Linked DNA regions of Homo sapiens: all the other regions are linked to region 1. A link is a contact called in ENCODE Hi-C or POLR2A ChIA-PET data. All regions are on one chromosome and are shown on one strand. Each heading gives the region's core, a stretch centred on a gene start or an enhancer-like site at or near the end of the contact. The rest is flanking DNA. Distances are from core to core; before and after follow the strand shown. Region 1 holds the start of BMAL2 (basic helix-loop-helix ARNT like 2). Region 2 overlaps PPFIBP1 (PPFIB scaffold protein 1). Region 3 has its middle 64 kb from the start of STK38L.

What was found. Hi-C counts contacts between places; a loop is a spot of excess contacts on that map. ChIA-PET counts read pairs that join two places held with the same protein, here RNA polymerase II (POLR2A). Pooled maps may share reads with other maps.
Region 2: a loop to region 1 is called in a pooled map, with 2.1 times the contacts of the local background. The contact joins the enhancer-like site here to the promoter of BMAL2 in region 1. A Hi-C loop is called at or near these places in 1 of 168 maps with a recorded cell type or tissue (mammary epithelial cell) and 1 of 50 pooled maps. POLR2A ChIA-PET finds 5 or more read pairs at or near these places in 2 of 52 experiments (A673 and Panc1).
Region 3: a map of PC-9 shows a loop between it and region 1 (2.3-fold over the local background). The contact joins the enhancer-like site here to the promoter of BMAL2 in region 1. A Hi-C loop is called at or near these places in 1 of 168 maps with a recorded cell type or tissue (PC-9), 1 of 37 single-sample maps with no recorded cell type and 11 of 50 pooled maps. POLR2A ChIA-PET finds 5 or more read pairs at or near these places in 2 of 52 experiments (OCI-LY7 and Panc1).

What each region holds. Positions count from the first base shown.
Region 1 is chr12:27,330,604-27,335,007 of GRCh38, reverse strand. It overlaps BMAL2 (basic helix-loop-helix ARNT like 2), which reads right to left and starts at 2,172. Exons shown (of 17, transcript NM_020183.6): 1 at 1,905-2,172. The coding sequence starts at 1,935. It overlaps LOC124902906 (a long non-coding RNA gene), which reads left to right and starts at 2,211. Exons shown (of 2, transcript XR_007063255.1): 1 at 2,211-2,386. RefSeq lists silencers at 1,679-1,798, 1,819-2,288.
Region 2 is chr12:27,553,225-27,557,628 of GRCh38, reverse strand. All of the region lies in intron 1 of PPFIBP1 (PPFIB scaffold protein 1), which reads right to left. Among named protein-coding and RNA genes, the nearest start is that of PPFIBP1, 31 kb to the right of the region's middle. Within about 2 kb of position 2,613, at least 21 of the 41 ENCODE cell types and tissues checked have a DNase peak (open chromatin) inside an H3K27ac peak, as active enhancers do; they include mammary epithelial cell, where a contact is called at or near this core.
Region 3 is chr12:27,178,159-27,182,562 of GRCh38, reverse strand. It overlaps the pseudogene LOC124902904. Among named protein-coding and RNA genes, the nearest start is that of STK38L, 64 kb to the left of the region's middle. RefSeq lists an enhancer at 3,546-3,595. Within about 2 kb of position 2,627, at least 10 of the 41 ENCODE cell types and tissues checked have a DNase peak (open chromatin) inside an H3K27ac peak, as active enhancers do; they include PC-9, where a contact is called at or near this core.

The DNA of each region.
Region 1 (4,404 bases), core at 923-3,422:
TTAGCACCACCAAGTCAGATGGGAAAGAAAAGAAAGGAGTATGGGCGACAGCCATGGATTTTAACTCTAGTTCTGTCATGTCCTGGCTGTATAACTGTGAGCCAGCCTCAGTTTTCTCATCTGTGAAATGGAGATACTACCTACCTCACAACGCTGTTGTAAGACTAACAGAAGCACCCCTGTGAAATGTCTGTGACATCTTAGGTACTCATACCTGCGGGCTCTCCCAGCCCGCACAGAAACATTGCTACCCTTAATTAAGAAAATTTAATTTTTATTATTCCCAGCTTTACATTTGGTATGCAAAGAGCAATAAACTATTAATCTAAAATAGTTAGATAAATAGCATTAAACTTTATCTAAAAGCTTGTTGTAAGTTCGTAAGACTTATCTGGGGAATTAGTAGGTGCATTTTCTTTGAATTAGTAGGTGCATTTTCACTTCCTTTCAGTTTGGCCAATTTTAACTCACAAGGGACAACACTTTCTTAATGGACCAGACAGCACTCACCAATTTCACAAAGCAAATTGAAGTTGTAAATTAATAACTACATTAAGTTAATGTTTTATGAAGCACTTACTATTTCCTAAGTATTGGGCTAAGCATTTTATTTGCATTCATATCTCATATCTCATTTACTCCTAACAATCCTATAAGGCAGACTGCATAGTTATCTCCATTTTACAGATGGGGGAACTTAGACTAAGAGATTTCAAATAACCTGGGTGACACAGACAGTAAAGGGCAGAGCTCAGTCACAAGACGGAGCAGAAAGGGTGTCAGAGCTTATAAACACCACACGTGCCATCTTCTATTTTCAACAAAGGGTTTACCTAAGACTACGAATATTCAAATGATCGAATTTCTGAAATCGCCCCATGATGTAAATTCCCACAATTATATTAGAATTTCGAAAGCCACCTCCTCTCATTGCCTTATTTCAGAGAAGAATCTAAAACTCTATCATCTTATTCCAAAAGGAAAGGGGAGAATTAACTGCTTCCCTGAACTTCTCTGCCAGTCTTCCTTCAGTTATTTCTGTTTTCCTGCCTCTCATTTGTCTTAAACAACAGCTATTTTGTATTCATTCCGTAATTGTGAGCAGTGGTCCCAAAGGCCCCGTTGTAAGGAACTACAGAATACTGCCAGTGAATACTAGCGAGAAGGAAAAAGCACCGCAAACTTCCAACTCCATTCACAAAAATACCACAGAAATACATAATCGAACAAGCTAACTCCACTGACGGCTTTCCTGAAGCTTCAGCGGTGAAAGACACGAGCCGCCTGTCGCTTATGGAGGGCTGTCGCGGAGCGGGCTGCGATCCCGGAGTGTGGCCCCGCGTCCACGCGCACCTGCCCACCTGCGCGCTCCACCGCGGGGCAGCGGTTCAAGCCGGGAAGCCGCGAGTATTATCAGCTCAGAGGGGAGGGGTTCACAGGAACCGGGCTAGGTCCGAGGCTGCTGACAACTGGTTTACACAAAAGAAAGAAGAAATATAGGAAGTCCCCGCAGCAGTGCATGCCATGCCGACGCCGACGCGGGCGCCCAGCAGTGGGTGGAGGCGGATGCTCCCAGCGCCGGGTGCAAGGTCCCCCGCTGGCTCCCTTTCGCCAATGCGCCCGGCCCGGGACCAAGACACCGCGTCCTGAGCGCCGGCGGCGACCCCAGCTCCCCTCCCCGCGTCCCGCTCCCCGGGAGGACGCGCCGGGCGCCGCGCCGCACCTGTGCCCCACGGGGCGGCCTTGTCCCACCGCCCCTCGGAGGCGATGCTCCGGCCCGAGAGGACAGGCGCGGGCGCTTCCCTCGGGGCAGCGGGGGCAGACCTGGCGTCGCGGGGACGCCCCCAGCGCGTCAGACGCCGCGCGCCCACCTGGGGCCGTCGCCTCGCCACCGGCAACCTCACCTCCCGCCGCAGCCTCCTCTTCCGCCGCCATCGCAGGAGCCACTTGGTCGGCTCCGCAGCCCCGCGGCTGGCAGCATGGAGGAGCCCCGGGCCCGCCCTGCCCCGGCCCAGGCGGCGGCTCTGGAGCAGGGAAGCGGGGACTGGCGGGCCCTGCCGGGTGCCGCGGCGGCCGCCACCGCAGCCCGTAGGCGCGCACGGGACGCCGCCCCGCAGCCCGGCCGGCAGCAGCTACTGAGCATGCGGACTGGAGCCAGCCGCCCGCCGCTCTGGGCGCCGCGGGGCTTCCCGGCGGGAAAGAGACCCGGGCCAAGGGCGGAGTCGCTGCGGACACCGCCCCGCCGAGCCCTCCCGCGAGCAGCAAAGCACTAAAAGGCCAGTTGAGTCCTTCTAGCAACCACCCTATTGAAAACAGGCTTCCATGCTCATAGTAAGCTTTGTCCCAGCATTCCGAAGATTGCAGTTGTTAGACCCTCGGGGCAAAGGTAAAGGATGAATGAAGATAATTGCACGGTGGGTTAGCGGAGGGCACGGGGCTAGGGTTGGGGAGGAGGGTGCTGGACGAGAGACCCTGCTCTTTTCTGCTTAAGGAAGGGCTTAGCTGCAGAGACGAGAGTGTAGATGACAGAGAGAGGGTCCCGAGGAAGCCGTTTTGCCTCCTGGAACGGTTGGGTAAATCCAGAAACAAGATCTTTTGGGCATCACTTGACAGCCCTACATCCTATGGCCACGTGTCTAGAATACACTGGTTTGCTGCCCTCCCACTGGTCCCTAGACCCATTCCTTGGTAATCTAGTAGAAGTAAGTAAAGGAAAGTCACAGTAGAGAAGACACCAAATCAAACTTTGCAACCAGCCTAAAGGTAATAACTTTCCTACAAGGACTCAATTCCAACGTCTTAACCAGCACCTTATGTGTCCTCAGGGCAGTACTTAGGGCCATTGTGAGAGGCTGGGCAGAGGGTTTGGAAGTGTGTTCCCAAGCAGAAGTGGGCATGACAGGAGAAAACTGTTGCAGGCTTAAGCAGGGGCTAGGACTTTAGAGGTAAGGGAGACGTGCTGAAAACTGTGCTGTCCTCAACACACACCAAGACACATCCCTAATCAAAACCAGTCTTGAAACGTCTCATTCCTAGCTTTGACTTGGAACTCCACCCCAAATTCTACCAACACCAACTTCTCCTGGCAGCTAGAAACAGTAATTCCATACAGGGTTTCCCGAATGTGATCAAACCTTGGCTTTCCAGACAAGTGTACACTATTTTGAGGTGGTTTACCAAGGGGTAACAGGTAGAATTAATTAGACCTGGGCTTTAAGATCTGGGTTAAAATGTAAATACTATTCTATACATGGCCTTGCTTACAATGCATTTTCCCCCTTATCGGCTCAGTGAGCCTCACAACCTCTTTCTTAATTCCTGTCTTAGTAGAGAAACAGAAGTTCAGAGATGTCGAGTATTTTGGCCAGGATCACTCAGCTAGTAGATAGTAGAAGCAAGACCATAAAAGTTAGGTCTCCTTCTTAGGAGTTCCTATTGTGGTGTCCAGTAAGCTTGCCTGTGAATCATTGCAGTCCCCGTTTCTTAGAAACGATGATTCACTTCCACCAAAGCCTGAAAGCAAGAGAAGGGGAATCCAGAATCTAAAATACGAAAGCAGGAAGGGTAATAATGCACAAACAAAGCCGACCTACAGCATTCCATGGGGCACAACCCTTTCATTGCTTAATAGGTATTCCCCTTACTGCTCAGGTTTAAAGCCTGCTTGCTCTCTTTTTTTCTTTATGCTCTGGAGCTTTACTTTCTAAGACATGATTTTTTTGTTTTTTAAAGAGTAGCTATATAACCCATAGGATAAGGCAGAGAGACATATAATGTCTTGCCAGATGGATAGGAAGGTAATCTCTCATTTCCAGTGAGTGGTTTTCTCATATTTTCAACTTGGAAAAAAAAATGTGAGAAAGGTGATTGGATGATTTGTATAATAGAATGCTAGAGAATTTGTGTAATAGAATGCACACAGTTCCTTCTGGTCAGCATGGTTCCCCTGCCAAAAGCCCTGGAGCTGCCTTGCTCTCCAGGAATCATTGCTTGCCTTTCACTTAATTTGTTCATTAATTTTCTTTCATTGCTAAGTACTCAGGCAAGAACAAATATTTTAAAGGTGGAACAAATACTCCTTTGTCCATCTGGAATTAGGAACCACGGCCTCACAAGCTGTAAACTCCTGTCCTTTTAGCATTCTGCTGGGATTGTAACAATATAACTTAGATTAGAGAGGAGTCCCTAAAGCCACTTAGATATTGTATTTGGTCCAAGAACAACAACAACAACAACAACAACAACAAAAAACAACAAGATAGAACCCAAACCCAAAACAACAAAAAACCACACCTGCTTCAGAGTGTAATTAAATTGAAGATACTATTTCCAATGATGCATAACAATAAATAACACAGAAGCCAGGAAGGGGAGAGAAGAGGGGGTGGAAAACAACAAGGGGAA
Region 2 (4,404 bases), core at 1,364-3,863, 220 kb before region 1:
CTATATTAAATATCATTCTATAGACTTTTAGGGTTCCTGGGAAACACCACAGTTTTAATTTTTCAGATTAAAAGTTCAATATTGTTACCATGATGTAGCCGGGCGTGGTGGCTCATGCCTGTAATCCCAGCAGGCGTGTGCCAAGGCGGGTGGATCACGAGGTCAGGAGATTGAGACCATCCTGGCTAACATGGTGAAACCCCATCTCTACTAAAAATACACAAAATTAGCCAGGCGTGGTGGCGGGCACCTGTAGTCCCAGCTACTCGGGAGGCTGAGACAGGAGAATCGCTTGAACCCAGGAGGTGGAGCTCGCAGAGAGCCGAGATCTCGCTGCTGCACTCCACCCTGGGCAACACAGCAAGACTCCATCTCAAAAAAAAAAAAAAATTGTTACCATGGTATTACTCCTAAAAACTTTAGCTTGATACAAAAAAGGCCAGCAGAAGGAGAGAAAATCTTGTTCTTCACTAATTTCAAAATAAATCAAGCCATGAAGAGATTTCTAAAGCTGACACCCCCTTCTTTTTCCTAAAACACATATGGAAACCAGTCATGAAGGATTTTCAAATAAAAAGACTCAAAGCAATTTCAGATTTTGAAATTAAACAAAATCCAAGCCACTTAGACATATCAGTAAGACCTATTTCAAGATTTTGAGGTTTTTTTTTTTGAGGGGTGGGGTCTTTATTGAGATTTTAGGAAGCTTAATCCCCCTCTCTCCTTCCCTTCAAACATATATGTTTGAGCAAATGTAAAATAATCACTCCCCTTAAAAGTACAGGCCTACATATATTAATTTATTAGCCCCCGACAATTCCAAGGATTAACCTGTTTGAAGCTTAAAGCAGACAGGTGAGATGACTTGTTAGTAATTCTGAGAGACAGTCTTCTAACTTGCTCTCTCCTGCTGAACGCTTGAATATTAGGGGTGTGTTGGCTTAAAAGTAGCTTACAGCAGGAAAACTTCTAAAACAACACAAATCCAGACTGCCAGCAGCAAAGCACAATGGAAATTTCCTGTTCCCTCAGTAACTGACAACTTTCCCAATGCGGACCAAGAAGCAATAAACATGAGACTCCATCATGAATTCCTAATTCCTATAAACCCAACTTCATATCAAATCTCTGCAAAAAATCTGTATAACTAACAACGCAAGCTAAGTCCACAACAGTTAGCCTTTTGTCACATTTTCTGGGTATTACCATGATAGCTCCTGTTTGGTGTGACGCCTGAAACTGGTTTTTCACTCTATGATAACAAACGTTATCACTGGCAAAGAATAGAAACCTTGCTAAAGATTCAAGTCATACAATATTTATTTTCAATATTTATGTGTTTCATTAACATGCAGTAATGAATGTTAATGCTCTTTGTTACTCCCAGGTGGCTATGGAAAATATTATTAGCCATCTATATGGCAGGGATCTTACAGTTAATCATGTGGGAAGTCAGAAAACCACACCGAGCTTTGATTTCTCCAGCAGATTTTGAAACTAGCATATCAACCACAACAAGGTTACTCAAAACTGGCCTGTTGTGATGCCAAGAAAATACTTGACTTCAAAAGCAATAGATGTATTCAGGAAGCAGCTTTATTCAGTAGGCTAATTGTTAATTCCAAAATATTCTGTATTCATTACTCATAATTCAACTTAAACTTCACAGTTTAAGTTCTAAACACTGCATCTAAGTTTAACATGGACAAATAAGTAATTGCTTTTTTTATGCAAAGTCTCTTTCAATCATAAGGCTCTGATTTAAGCTATAATTTTATGTAAAATGGTGCCCAACTTGCTTAAAAGAATAATAAACATATTTGTCAAAGGATCAGAAAAATTAACACAAAATGGGGGCTTTTTCCCCCAAAATAATATTTCTTAAAAGGATTTGAGTCAATGAAAAGATGAGCTTGTTAACAGATAAAAGAATTTAATTCTGATCATCTGTCTCGTACGTGCTATATCATCGCCAAGTGATTGTTTCTCCATAGAGAAAAGGGGAAGAGTTGGGTCAAAACAGCTTTTGCTTTCAATCATGATTTATGATTTCCTCCAAAGAAAAGCACAATTTCTGCCAAGAAGAGGAAAACAAGGCTTAGCTTTCATATCAGGGGGAAAAATAACTGTAGCAACCTTTTTTGCATATAATAATCACTGTTATTTAGCCCGCTCGAGTGAAACACCAAATCAAATAAAGGAATAAGGAATCTATAGTCCTGACAGGATCTGCAGAAAATAAAGAACAAGAAAAGCCACATTTAGAGAAATCTCCAGAGCATTTTCAGCTCTCATGAGAAACAAGCAGTTATTGTGCTTTCTATGATCTATGCCACAGCAAAGAGTGCCTTTCTTCCACCATTCTATCTCTCTGAAGAAAATAATTTTTGAAAAGAACCAGGGGTGCTAGCTATTTTACAAAACCATAGAACCTTATTGTCGAAGGGGACCTGAGCCAACATCTAGGCTGAAAGCCCGAATATTTTCTGAGGCATCTCCATAAATCTTGCCACCTCCTGTCAACAGCTTGGCTCGTTTGCTTACTGGAAGGGCCTGCCTTCCATGAACGAACAAGAATGCACGCCCCACCCCAGCCTCTGTTGCCATTTGAGGTCCGTCCTCAGGGATCAAAAAATACAAGCCTATTCCTTCTTCTGCTTGGCAAGCAGGCAAATGTTTTATAATAGCAGCCCTGTCTCCCTTAACTTCCTAGGACATCACAGCCCCAGTTCTTCAAACCACTCCGAAGGGGACACAATTTCCAGACCTCTGGTGTCAGCACGATCTCCACACCCCAACACTGGGAACATTCCAATTTGGCAACATTCCTCTTAAAGTGTATGGAGTCAAGCACAAGACTCCAGATGTAGGATCTCCGACAACGTGCACAAAGGAACCATTATCTCCAGAAACTGGACACTAACTTGCATTAAATTTGCTAAACACGGTTAGATGAACTTTCCATTCACAGCAATATCACAGATTTGGCTTCTGCTGAACTACAAACCTCCAGGGAGTTTTTACCAAACCAAGTCATGTCAGTTTTCAGTTGATTTTTTTTCAAGTATATTCACAGCGTGACATACAGCTTTGTTATTTAAAGCATTATCAACTTCACTTTACCATTGTCATCGTTTGTACGGATTATTTTCTGGATTCTGACTGTCATCAGCTGTCTCTCCCAGCCTGGTTTCAACCGCAACTCCCAATCACTGATAAAAATACTGAATAAGAACCCTGTAGTGAGCACTTCTAAATTCCAAATCATTTCCTCCTAGTGTATATCTTTTTACCAAAGAAACACAAATTTTCAGAAAGCAATTGTTTTAAATGGAGGGAACAGCTTCACTAGGCTGAGAAATCTGGCGGATGGCAACATTTAAGTTAGGAATAATTGGGATGTTGGGATGAGTGTAACTGCTACAGTTTTCTTGATTACACCAGGCTGTGCATTATCCCCAGGGCTTAACAGGAATCTTAACGGGATTGTGAGCTAATGTCTAGAAGTTGCCAGTTTTAAGCCATTTACCGTAATATACATCTAAGCACTCAGTGTTAACCAGATGGGTGCTGTCAAGCAGCCCTTGGTATCAAATTAAACTTAGATGAAACACTGGCATTCCAAAAGATGCCTTTTTCTGCCCTGCTCAATTCTGTGAGACAGCAGGTTTACCCAAGGCACTTAGCAAGAGTTGCTTATAAACTGCTTCTTTAATCAGTTTTTTAAGTAACACGTATAATTCAGAAAGCATCTATTTACTCAATTGGAAGATAAAGAGGAGGGAAGAAAAGTAGGAATACTTAAGGAACCATTTGATCGTTGGCTGCAGCCAGCTTAACTCCATCTGCCTGTTCTAATAGAGGATCACCCAAAAATGTTCTAAGTATGAAGAATTACAAGAGCATTGAATTAGGGCCACATGAATGGTATGAATGGTGCCCCCTGCAGTTGTGAATGCTGAGTCCCCGAATATCGATGAGCTTCCTTGGGGGTCTTTTCCTTATCACTGGAGATAAACTTTGTAGACAAGAATTGCTTCCTATTTAATTCATAGGTCATCATTCATAAGAAACCAATTACTCCTACAGGGTCAGCCACATAACTTCAAAGCTATTGAAGGAGAACTCATCCAGCACCAGGGACTTTCCCAACACATGTCATGGTGTGTATCAGTCCCATCCACAGAGAAAGCTTCACTGGGCACTCTTGGCTCCTGCGGGGCAGGGGCAACCTATCGGTAAGACAGAAAGGGCTGCAGAAGAACCAACACAGCAGAGCACAAAACAGCATTCATCCAGAGTGTGGGTGAGCACCATCCCCGGCCCAGCTGGACTGAGTGGTGACAGTGGTGGCATTGTTGAGGGCCTGGGGAGAGATCAGACTTGTAGTTTCACTCTCTTCAT
Region 3 (4,404 bases), core at 1,378-3,877, 150 kb after region 1:
GAGCCACCGTGCCCAGCCTGTTTAGGTTTTTTAATGGAGACTTCATTACACAGGCATCATTGATTAAATCATTGGTGATTAGTGAATGAACTCAAACTCCAGCCCCCTTCCCCTCACTGGAGGTTGAGGGGAGTGGGAAGGCTGAAAACTCCAGCCCTCTTATCACATGATTGGCTCCCCTGGCAACCAGCCCCTATCTTGAAGCTATCTAGGGGTCCACCAGGAACCACCTTATTAGCATAAATTTAGGTATGATTGAAAGGAACTTGTAATGAGTAACAAAAGATGCTTTTATCACCCCTATTGCTCAGGAAATTCCGGGAATTTTGGAAGCTATGTCAATAACTGGGAACTGGCGGGGCATGGTGGCTCATGCCTGTAATCCTAGCACTTTGGGAAGCCAAGGTGGGTGGACCAGAATTTCAAGACCGGCCTGGGCAACATGGCAAAACCCATCTCTATAAAAAAATTGTAAAAATTAGCCAGACATGGTGGTCCATGCCTGTGGTCCCTGCTACTCAGGAGGCTGAGTTGGGAGGATCACCTGAGCCTGGGGAAGTTTAAGCTGCAGTGAGCTGTAATGGCACCACTGCATTCCAGCCTGGAGGGTACCTGTCTCCAAACAAAAAATAAACAAACAAACAAACAAACAAAAAGAACTGGAACAAAGACCAAATACATATTTCTTTTTACCACACCATCTTTCTGAGTTTTCCTTTAATAGCCCATGAACATAAACTCCCCACCCTCATAACTGTTTCTTTCTTCAGGGAGAGATACAAAACTTATTTCTTGGGTGAAGATCTCCACTTTAAGCTGCAGATTCACATTACTGTGCCCTTGGCAATATTAACTCATTCATTCATTCAGACAGTCAGTAAATTTTTTTTGAGGCATTGTTTTAGGTACCGTTCTGAGTGCTTCAGGTTTAGCCATGAATCAAAAAGACAAAATCTGTTCTCATGGAGCGTAAATTTAGTGGGGGTAATCCAGTCAGTGAAAAAATGAGTAAACAAAATAATTTCAGGTACTGCTATGAAGAAAATATAACTCAGTGATGTGCTAGAGATTGTCTGGGAGACTACTTTAGATTCCATGCCAAGGGAAGGCTCTCTGGCAGGGGGTCTACAAAGGTAAGCCACCCTTCCCCATCCCATCCTGGTCTGACAAGGAGGGGTTGAGAAAAACAAGCAGAACTTCTCTGTGTAATATGCAAAAAGCATTTTTCAATGCTTGTGGGGATGGGAAATAATCTTAGGGAGATTCTTTTCCTGTGAACTGATTTCTTTTCCTTAGAATGAATCACTATAGTTCAAAATTCCAGAAAAATTATAATCTTACGAGATCTTATAAGAACCCATCTCCAGCTCTTCTTAAATTTTGAATTTTCCTTCAGACATTGTTTCTGTTGTGTAATGCTTCTATCTTATTTCCTTTTTTGCCTTCTCCTCTGATATCCCATTAGAAATAGAGTCATTTACTATTAAGTCTGGTCAACCACATGCATTTTGAAATATTTACTTCCCAATAAAAGTTAGATGAGTAATTTACATCTAAAAAGAGCTTCTACCACTGAATATCTCGGTCATCACTTGTAAACATAACTTATATGACTTTGTTCACTTTTTTTTTTTTTTTGAGACAGGGTCTCGCTCTGTCTCTCATGCTGGAATGCAGTGGTGAGATCTCAGCTCACTGCAACCTCTGCCTCCCAGGTTCAAGTGATTCTCCTGCCTCAGCCTCCCGAATAGCTGGGATTATAAGCATGTGCCACCACGCCCGGCTAATTTTTTTTTTTTGTATTTTTAGTAGAGACAGGGTTTCACCATATTGGCCAGGCTGGTTTCGAACTCCTGATCTCGAGTGCTCTGCCCACGTCGGCCTCCCAAAATGTTGGGTTATGGGTGTGGGCCACTGCACCCAGCCAGTTCACTTTTCTTTTGCATTAATGGGCACCATGATATTTTGAAGAGGGCACAGAGTGGTGAAAGACCACGGGCTTTGGGGTCAGGTCTAGCTTTGAGTCCCTACTCTTCCATTTGCTGACTGAGTGAATGTAATCAAGTTACTTAATCTTTTCTGGATGGAAATCGTAGCTACATTTTAGGGTTATAGAATCAAAGATACTCAATGAAAATTGTCTGGCAAACACTAGGCACTTAATTCACAGAAGTTATTACTATTATTCTAGTCATGTTCAGTAATTGATATAAGCTCTTGGATTCTATATATGGTTTTTCTGACATTTCCACTTTTGCCTTTTAAAATCTGCTATGAATGTACTTGTAAATATAAACCTTGTGTCTTCCAAATGCAAAGGGGAAAAAAACCAATTAAGATTACATTGAATAGAAGTAAGTGTGCTGGAATTAGAGCTATGTGATATTAAACAGATTAATTTCCATGGGCTGTTGATGCAGTCATAAGCCTAAAATAATTTGGCAGAGCTAAACCAGACTAGCAAAAACAGACTTCTGAACTGGCACATAGCACAAAAGGTAGTTCTCCTTATGCCCAAATATAGATGTTGACTCATGCAGGCTGGGTTAAACATCTGAGGAACAAAGTGGTATCACCCAAGGAGGCAGGATGACATCATTCTGCAAATGTTTCTCGTCTGTCTGGTTTTGGGGATTAGACCTTTTTAGCTCCTATTTCTCATAATTTCCATTGGTTGCTCTTAAATACTACCCTCCTTGAGAGATGCAACATCAGCTCCTGCCTATCTTTAAATTTCCTGTGCATTGCAAGTATTATTTTTCCTTGTCTGACATGGTATTTGGTTTCTACCTTACTAATTCTATTGAAAGTGGTCTCAAAGGAGCCACTAAAAATGGTCTAGTTGCTCAACCAAATAGCTTTCTTTTTCGTTTTCCTCTAGATCTGTGTACGGTGTTTGACACTGCTGATCGATTCCTTTTCCTTATCACTCTTTTTCTTTGCTTTCTTATGCTTGTCTCAGGATTCCTTTTTTCAAAAGGCAGTTCTTAGGAGCCTCCTTCATAAATTTCTCTTCCACAACCCGCCACGAGATGTTCTCCAGAGTTACAATTCAAGACCTTTTCCTTGTTCACACACTCTCCCTGCCAGCACATTGCCCTGTGTCCCCACTCTTATGCACCTTCCCCCAAACTCAACCTGTTCAGGTCCCTGAACCTGCCCCAACTAAGAACCTTCAATTTTCTCCATTATTTTCACAATAAAGCCCAGGCAATCTTAGAAGACCGTTAAATGCTTTATAACTGGGTCTTAGCAAATCTTTAGAGCTTCATCCTAACCACTGATGTTCTCTGCTCCTGCTCATGCTGTTTATTTATCTCTCTCCTTTCTGCTTTCCACAAAAATCTTGGAAATCCTCCAAGATCCAATTCAAATGTCACTTCTGCAAAATTTCCCTTAGCACCTTCCTCCCTGCTCCCCTGATGGAATTGGTGCCTTCATCACAGTTCCTATATGATTTTTTTGTTTGTTTGTTTACTAGTGTAGCATTTCCCACATTTTATTACTATCTGGTCTGGACTTATTTGTTTGTTCCCTTAAATGGTGATTTCTTGAGAGAAGTGACATTAACGTCTTTGTCTTATTATTATTCATACTACTCATCACAGTACCTTGTAGATAACTGTGTTCTCAAGAAACTTTTCTTGATTTGAATTTAACTTATTTTTCAAAGATCAGTCTTCTAATCAGGTGCAGTTGCATTGCTACTTAAAAGGAGAGTGAAAGAGAGAGAGAATCTTTGTCATCAGCTCATTGTATCTTAACTGTATTTAGGCTTTCATACCAAAGCTCTTTTCTACTCTCCATACATAATTAAACTGTGGGCAAAAGAAAGGTGTTCCATGCTATGTACAACCAACTCCCTGGTCAGCTAAATTCTAGTGCAGAATCATCGGAAAGAATCGGAATGTCTAACTTACTATATGGGAATAAAGAGTCTACTTAATTAAGTTGGATAAGCTCTTCCACGACATCAGTATATCATTTAGTACATTTCTTCTCCTAGGAGATTAAATAGGGCCTGGATATATGTTATAATAAATGCACACAAGCTCTAATTTTGTTCAGCCAAATAAATGGTTACTTAAAACTAAGCCTGGATAGACTCAATTGTATCATGTAACTAAGCCAGACAGAAAAAAAGCCTTATTCTAGTGGTTGTGAAGTGCACTGTTTTTCTACTTTCAGCCACTCTATTTAGCCAAGATCTACTTCACTAATGATCTTTACTTCACCAATGAACAAAAAGAAGGTTGGAGGTTTTATAAAAGAAGAAATGTTACTTATTGGTTTTTCTGTTTGTTTGTTTTCTGAGACAGGGTCTGAGATAGGAATATTTAGTGCGTTTTTTAAAACTCAGGAGATCATAAAGGCAACAGAAAAAAAAATCTGTTGTGAATGATG